Regions from separate parts of the Mus musculus genome. Here region 2 is linked to region 1. The links are chromatin loops, found by intact Hi-C in ENCODE. Cell type or tissue: heart. All regions are shown on one strand.

The links. Peaks named below come from ENCODE experiments on the same cell type or tissue, not always from the same donor. Only the 100,000 strongest peaks of a DNase experiment are listed, where the experiment ranks them.
Region 2: it touches region 1 in a loop (2.7-fold over the local background); 2 of 42 quality-filtered maps call a loop at or near these places.

Annotation. Positions count from the first base shown.
Region 1 is chr3:108,651,395-108,655,394 of GRCm38, reverse strand. It overlaps Clcc1 (chloride channel CLIC-like 1), which reads right to left and starts at 1,482. Exons shown (of 12, transcript NM_145543.2): 1 at 1,415-1,482. In heart, a CTCF peak has its summit at 2,297 (motif pointing right); a DNase peak (open chromatin) is centred at 1,494; H3K4me3 peaks cover 2,147 bases; H3K27ac peaks cover 984 bases.
Region 2 is chr3:108,589,634-108,593,633 of GRCm38, reverse strand. Wdr47 (WD repeat domain 47) reads right to left here and starts at 2,356. Exons shown (of 15, transcript NM_181400.3): 1 at 2,037-2,356. In heart, a CTCF peak has its summit at 2,470; a DNase peak (open chromatin) is centred at 2,343; H3K4me3 peaks cover 1,760 bases; H3K27ac peaks cover 1,397 bases.

The DNA.
Region 1 (4,000 bases):
AACAACAACACTTAGAACTGATCCCACACTTCCTCCAAAGTTGCAATCTGGACCTGCTTCGAGCTTATTTTAAAGACAAGTCTCTGAGATAGGGCCAGCCAGTGCTACATAGACTGACTCGGAAAAACAAAAACATCACAAAAATCTTCCTATGTTGCCTCAGTTTATGAAAAAAACCTGCGTTACTCTATGACTTGTCGGTGGACACCAGTTAGTTTGTATCATTTTCTCATTGCCTCAACTACAACACATGTACTCCAGTGCGCACAATAATAGTATATAAAAAAACATACTCATACAATAATAGAGGACATTTTGTTACTGAAACATATGCTCCTTTAATCCTTACAAAAACTCTTGGAAAGGGCACCACTGTCTCAATCCCAGAAAAAACGGGTAACATGCCCATGGCCTCTGAGCTCTGAGAGGTTCCTTGGAGGTTAGGGTTCAAAAGCGGGTGAGGAAACTCTGCTGGGTCTTATCACACAGGTGGGAAAACCAGAAAAGGGGCTTCTCACAGGGGCGGCCTCTGGCTTAGCTCTTAAGATGTGCAGGCTGATTGACAGCCACGAAATGGAAACCCTCAAGAAAGTCACTGATTTCAAAGAATCAGAGGTCTAACCAACCAGCCAAGCAGGACTAACCGGGTTAAGGGAAGTCAAATTCTCGGTTATCTTAGAAGCGGGAAGTCGCTATTTAGCTCACGCGTGTTCTTGTCCTTTCCTGGCAATTGAGGTTGTTTTTTTCTGTTTGTTTGTTTGTTTGTTTTTCGAAACGAGGTTTCTCGGTGTATCCTGGAAACGCTGTAGACCAGGCAGGCCTCGAACTCAGAGATCCGCCTGCCTTTGCCTCCGGAGTGCTGGGATTAAAGGGTGCCCACCGCCCACCAGACAATTTTCATTTCCAATATGTGCCCAGACAACGCTGAGAAGAGCACTTTTATAATCAGTATCATGGAGAAAACCTGACGTTTTGCACCTAATTATAAACCCACAGACTTACAGCATCAACTAACTTAATATACTCAAATTAAATTTGGAGTTTCATACCATTACTCCAACAAATCCAATATATATATATAATTTTTTGGCCGTCAGTATTTGTTGCAGATTCTGCCAAGGTTTCAGATAACACAAGCAAGGATGCTCTTGCCCCAGGGTGGGCCGCTCGGTATATTCGCAGGGTTAGCCGAGACAAGGGGAATGACTGGCGGGCGCTGTCTACCCGCGTAAGACGGAACAGGGAATCGCCACGGGCCCAGGCCCCGGCACCTCTCACGCTGCCGCGCCGCCTCCCACGCAGACCCGCGGGCCGCCCCGACACACCGAAGAGCGCCCACTCACGTCGAGGGTCCTGCCTGCTCTTTCAGAGGGACCCGGGCCAGCCCGGCCGCGGAAGACGCCGAGCCGCCTACCTCAAACACGGTGCACTCGGACTGGAGTCCCGAGCGGACTCATCGACTCGCTCGGCCCGCAGCTGTGCGGCCTTCCCGCGCGCGTTGCTGATTGGCTGCGCCGCGGGGGCGGAGGCGGGGGCGGGACCAGGCCGCGCTCCTCTGCTCTGAAGTAAGGGCTTTTCAATTACCCAACCACCAGTTCAGTTCAGACGGTCGTGGCTAAAGGAGCCAAGTACGTCTAAATAAGTAAATAAGTAATAAGTAAATAAGGAAAGAAAAGAAAGAAAGAAAGAAAGAAAGAAAGAAAGAAAGAAAGAAAGAAAGAAAGAAAGAAAGAAAGAAAGAAAGAAAGAAAGAAAGAAAGAAAAAGAGAGAGAGAGAGAGAGAGAGAGAGAGAGAAAGAAAGAGGGGGGAGGGAGGGAGAGAAGGAGAGAGAGAGAGATAGAGAGAGAGATCTACTTCGAACATAACTTTCTAAGTGGAAGATAATGGTTAACTAGTACTATATATAGTGAGGGAGGCAAATGGGAGTTTGGACGTAAGGTTTGTTTTGTGTTTATCTTCAACTTCTGGCTTTGCAGTTTCCAAAGTGTCCAAAGAGGAACCCCACCCCAGAAATGAATACAAAAACTAACTGGCAATGAGACACTGTTAGTATTTAATTTGGTATTCTTGGGTATACATACATCATTTACAACTTTTTAAGATTTGTAGTCGTTTTAGATTTATTTCATATGTATGAGTGCTTTGCTTCATATAGTATGTGTTCCACGTGCGTGTCTAGTACATACAGGGGTCAGAAGAGGGGGTTGGATCCCCCTAGATAGGAAGTCCCAGATAATTGTGGCACCAACACGTATTTTCTTTTTAATTCTGATTGTGTTTCTGCATATGAATGCAGTTGCCAGCAGAGGTCAGAGCTGCAGTTGCCAGCAGAGCATCAGGTACCTGAGATGCAGAGTTATCGGTGATCTTGAGCCACAAAACTCGGTTGCTGGAAACCGAACTTGAGTTCTTTTAACAGCTAAGCCACTTCTCCAGCCCCATTGCTACTGTGGCTGGTAGCCTTTCAGATGTAGATGATAAGATCCTACTGCTGTAGCAACCATGTGTGTACAGAAGTCAAGATGGAACTGGACTGAATGCTTACTCTGGAAGGTTAGCTTTCATAACATAAGGATGCCTTATGGAAGAAGTCACCAGCAGTCTTGCCCTGCTGTGACCTTGTATGTTACCCGGCTGCCCTCCCAGGCAAGATGTACCCACATTTGCAATAGTGGCAAACTGTTAAGTGGGTAGCCATCTTCTTTCCAGCTTGATTTGAGGCCCACTCCATAGGAGGGGATTCATGTCCGGCACAGTAGACCTGATCAAATCTGCGTCTGGGAGGTCAATGCCCTAGGGGGGAAGCTACTGTTCTTTTGCTGACTAAATGTATCATACATATCAAGCAGCCTTCCAAATATTTATGTTTACCCAAACATTAGTACTGCCTTCAGCTTTGGGCAAAGAAGCTTCATTTTGCAGTAGTAGTGCTTAATACAGAGACTCATAACTGCTCAAAGTGCTGAGAATAAGTGGCTTGAATGCTCAGCCCTAAATGAAACATCTAACTTGCTCCTTCCAAAACTCAAAGAACATCATTTGGTGGGTTGGGGGGTGGGGGTGGTAATGGTAGAATCTGAGAGCCAGAGGAAGGGTAGAAAGGTAGGCGTGTTGTGGACTCTTGTCTCCCTGGCACGACATGAACTCACTAGTAGCTAAGAACTGTTACAAGGCAGTATCTGTCTTGACGTTGTGAACATGACATGTGAACATGGAACAGGGCTATGGGCAGTTAATGATTGCTTGAGGAGAGGAGGTATTTTCTTCAATGGTATAGCAACTAATTAAGTTGCCAATCTATACTGTAAATAACCTTTCACCTTTGCTCACGTAACCAACCCTAATTAAACTTATATTAGCTGAGTCTCCACTCTTCTTTTTAATAGCATGCATTAATTATAGATAATGGTTTCATCGTATTTTCATGTTTATAATGTATTTTGATCAAACCCACTTATTATAACCCTCTTTTGTCCCCTTCCCCCTCCTCCTGACCCACTTTCCACATCAGTTCTTGTACAGTCACATTTTATTTGTGTGACTCAATAGGTTTAATTATGGATGCTTACACATGAGCATGGATAAGGAGGAGAGATTATGAAGTTAAGGTTATCCTTGGATATAGGGATTTGGGGCCACCAAACTCCTTTATCCATCTTTATTGGTTATTTTCCTGTTGCTGTGATCAGAAGCTCTGACACAAGCATCTTAGGGGAGAGGGGCTTATTTGAGTTCAGAGTTCAGGGGAAGACTGGAAGTCATGAAGCAGGAATGTGACACAGCTAGTCACATTAGGTTCTTGATCCGAAAGTAGAGTGACAAAGGAATGCTAGTGCTCCACTTGCTCTCTCCCTTGTAGCCAGTCCAGTACACCAGTCCATGGGGTGAGGCTGCCCACAGTTAAGGTGGGCCTTCCTACCTCTGTGTCTTAGTCAGGGTTTCTATTCCTGCACAAACATCATGACCAAGAAGCAAGTTGGGGAGGAAAGGGTTTATTCA
Region 2 (4,000 bases), 62 kb after region 1:
AAGCAAAACCCTCCTTCCCCACATCACCACAACTGAAGCAAACCCTCTACTGAGAATGAGGAAACGCCTCCATTTTTCTCATAAGCCTTTTAAGGCCACTGTAATAAAAAAGGTCTTGAATCTAGAAATGTTAAAAAGATTACACAGAAAATGATAATACTCCCTCTCAGTGTTCCCCTCTGGTAAAAGGTAGTCAACAGATTCCTTAATATTTTCCAAAGCACTTGCAACTGAACTGATTTATTCAACATCACAGTCCACTCTCAGACTAAAACAACACCAGGCATTATCCCTATTTCACAGAATAAGAAAACAAGGTCAATGGTAGGATAAATATCTCTTCCAAGACTGTAATTACAGAAGCAAAGAGAAGCTTCCATCCAGGCAATCTGATTTTCAGGCAACTGACCTACCAAGGAAAATTGGACATTTTTCTTATTTTGACATATTTCTTATTTGCTTTTCAAACTGTAGCATATACTAAACAAGTCATACGGTGTCCATTCAATAACAAACTATTTGACAAACAGAAAGAAACTGCACAATTATGTAACTGCAAACACTGATTAGCACTCTTGCTCTCTTATGATACATTCCTACTACTGATTTTCACAAAAAAAAAAAAAAACCTAGAAAAGTGGCAAGGTGGGAAATAAGTTAAATCTCTCTCTCTCTCTCTCTCTCTCTCTCTCTCACACACACACACACACACACACACACTCAGTAATGGCAGCCCAATTCAAGTTCATGATCTGGTTGTTTGCCTTACATATACTGTTATGGATTATTTCCTTGTCTTTCCCATTTACGTGTTACTTTGTTGTTGGAAGCAATGTTCCTCCCCCTCCTCCAAACCTTAATGCACAATGATTCGTTATATCTCCCACCTAAATAAGACCTCCAGAATGTGCCATATAAAGAAAATTCGACTGCTAGGCGTTTCTCCTTTCTAGTAAAATGCTAACATAACATATGCCAACACTTGAGACCCCCCCCCAAAAAAAAGAAGTGGTATTATCTGTGAAAAAGATTTACAGCCCTTTTAAACCTGTATGTTAATTCCTGTGCCATTAACTTTTTATAGCATTCTATGAACTCTCTACAACAAAGGGGGGAAACTAAGTGTCAGGATTTCAACCGATGAATCTGGGTGGAACAAAGACTTCTCCTCTCATTATGCAGTGAGAACCAAGTTGCCAAAAAAAAAAAAAAAAAAAAAAAGCTCCCCTCAGACGACACCCTTCGTAGTTACTAGCTGCATGTCTGGATGTACAGGGGGGAAATCATCAGGTCAAATACTGCCGCTGCCTACTTGGTTCCTACCCCTTTGCCAAAGGCGTCGTCCCAGAGCTAGAGCCCCAATCTTTTTCTCCCCAATACAGCTAAGCAGCTTAACCCTCTGAGTTCCATAACCTCCGGTGTCTTACGCAGGCGTCCCCGGGAACAAATCACGTTCGAAATTCAGTCGATGCCCCTGTCCCCACCCTCCCAGACCCCACAGGACTGCTCCTAACAGCCACTGGCCTGGCGTCAGAAAGGGCAAACCCGGATCCCCCACAAACCCTCAACCCCGCCACTCCCTACCCATTCGCCGGCCAAGGCGAGCAGGGAAAGGGACCAGCGCGCAGCCCTCAGTCTCGCCCCAGCCCAATAGAGGGGCGAGGCAGATGCAGCCCAGTCAGCCCTCCTCGCGCCCCTCAGCAGCGGCGAGGTGGATACTCCATACCAGGGCGAGGGGCATCGCCCAGCCGCCCGAATCAGACTGGCAAGTAGGGGAAGGTGTGGTCCAGCAGTGGCGGCCTGGATAGATTGCCTGGCGGGTCCCAGGTCCTGTCCCCGAGACACCCGGGCCTCGCCCGCATCCCATCTTCTCGCAGTCGCCACCAAAGCCTACCCAAGACACTCCTCCCGGCTGCGAACGCCGCCCAAGGGGCTGTGGGGTCTGCGCCGCATCAGGCTAGTGACAGGTGGCGACGGGTGACCATGGCAACCCACGGTGCACGGCGGCCCGCCCCCGCCTCCTGGAATCCGCTCACCTGAGAGCTCCGGGCGGAGCCGGCAGAAGCGGTGGAGGAAAACGCGGAGGAGAGGCCGGCGGCCAGAGCCCCGAGACAGCCAATTCCAGTCTAAGGCGCGAGCGCGAGGGCGGCGGTCTGGGCTAAGCAGCCCGCACGTCAATCCATCAGCTCGTCAGCCGGTCCTGCTCGCGTCCGCCCCGATCCCGCCTCCGACCGCTCCGCTCCGCGGACTGCGGTTGTCAAGCGCCGCTGGAACGGAGCTCCAGCCGCCAGCTGCAGCCAATCACTGCTCGTCCCTGGAGCCGCCTCAGGACCCCTCCTCGCGAGGCGGCTAGGCAGGTGCCTGAGCAGAAGAGTCGGCTGGGCCAGCCCAGGAGGGTAGGGCGGGGCCTAGAGGCGGGGCCTAACACGGGGGCGGGCAGAATCTAAGACTGACGCCTGGAGGCTCCTGGCCCTCGCCTTCTCTGCTCTTATGGTTTAGGAGATGACTGTAAGGAGAATGTAGGCCCAGAACCTTCGGGTGACGCTATGTTATGTCCCAAAATAGCGTGGACAGGTGTGGTAGTTTGAATGAGAATTGCCCCCATACTCATGCATTTGAATGCTTGTCCCCAGTTACTGGACTGACAGGAAAAGATAAGGATAGCAGTTCTCAACGTATGGGTCCCAACACCTCCTAGGAGGGTAACATATCATATAATTTCAATTCATAGCAGTAACCAACTGGTCTGAAGTAGCAACGAAAATAATTTTATGGCTGGGGGTGAGGAGGCCACCAAAAGATGAGCAACTGTATTAAAGAGTCGCAGCATTAGGAAGGTTGAGAACCACTGGATTAGGTGTGAACAAGTTGGAAGAGATGTCACTGAGGGTGGTCTTGGAGGTTTCAAGAGCCAGTCCTTTCTGGCTTTTTTTTTTTTTTGTAAGATTTATTTATTATATGTAAGTACACTGTAGCTGTCGCCAGACACCCCAGAAGAGGGCATCAGATCTCACTATGGATGGTTGTGAGCCACCATGTGGTTGTCAGGATTTGAACTCAGGACCTCCAAATAGAGCAGTCAGTGTTCTTAACCGCTGAGCCATCTCTCCAGTCCCAAGCCAGCCTTTTCTTCGTTTTATGTCTGGTGCTTGTGGATCACGTGTAAGCTGTTAGCAACTGCTCCAGCATCAGGCCTCCCTGTCTGCTGGCACATTCACTGCCAAGACCGTCATGAACTAACCCTCTGGAACCCTGAGCTAAAAATTAAATGCTGTCTTTTATAAGTTGCCTTGGTCGTGGTGTTTCATCACATCAATAAAAAAAGTAGCTAGGACAACCTGTCTGACACTTCCAAATGTCTTCTGTGCACTGGGTTTGACTCTTAATTCTACTCCAACGATTAACTAATAAAGCTTAAGTGAAATAAATACTCCTTCCTTGCCCTTTTCCGTACTCCATCTCCCTCCATGAAAACCATCCCCTTCCAGGCTCTCCATGTGTAAAGCTAATCCTATCTTGAAGCACTTAACAAGGCTGCTGTTTTGAACTGCCCTTTTATTTACAGTAGTAACCTCACTCCTACACATTTGTGTAGTAGTATTCCCCCAGATACGTACTGCTCAAGGAGCTGAACCTCCAGGAACCTTAGCATAAAGAATCCAGAACTCAGGAGGCAGAGGTAGACTTATGAGAGATTTACCTGGCCTGGTTTACATAATGAGTTCCAGCCAGCAAAGGCTGGGACCTCAAAAACAAACAGACAAAAAATCCAGTTCAAGATAAATGGCCAGGTGAGTCACAGCATTGTGTATGCACATAACATATCCAATAAATAAATACAATACTTTAAAGACCAAGTATGTTGGTGCATGCCTGTAATTCCAGCAGGATAAAGAGTATTGCAGATTGGAGGCCAGTCTGAGCCCAGCTACATAGTAAGAGTCTGTCTCAAAATAAGATGGGACTGCAGAGATGGGTCTGTGGTTAGTGCTTGCCATGC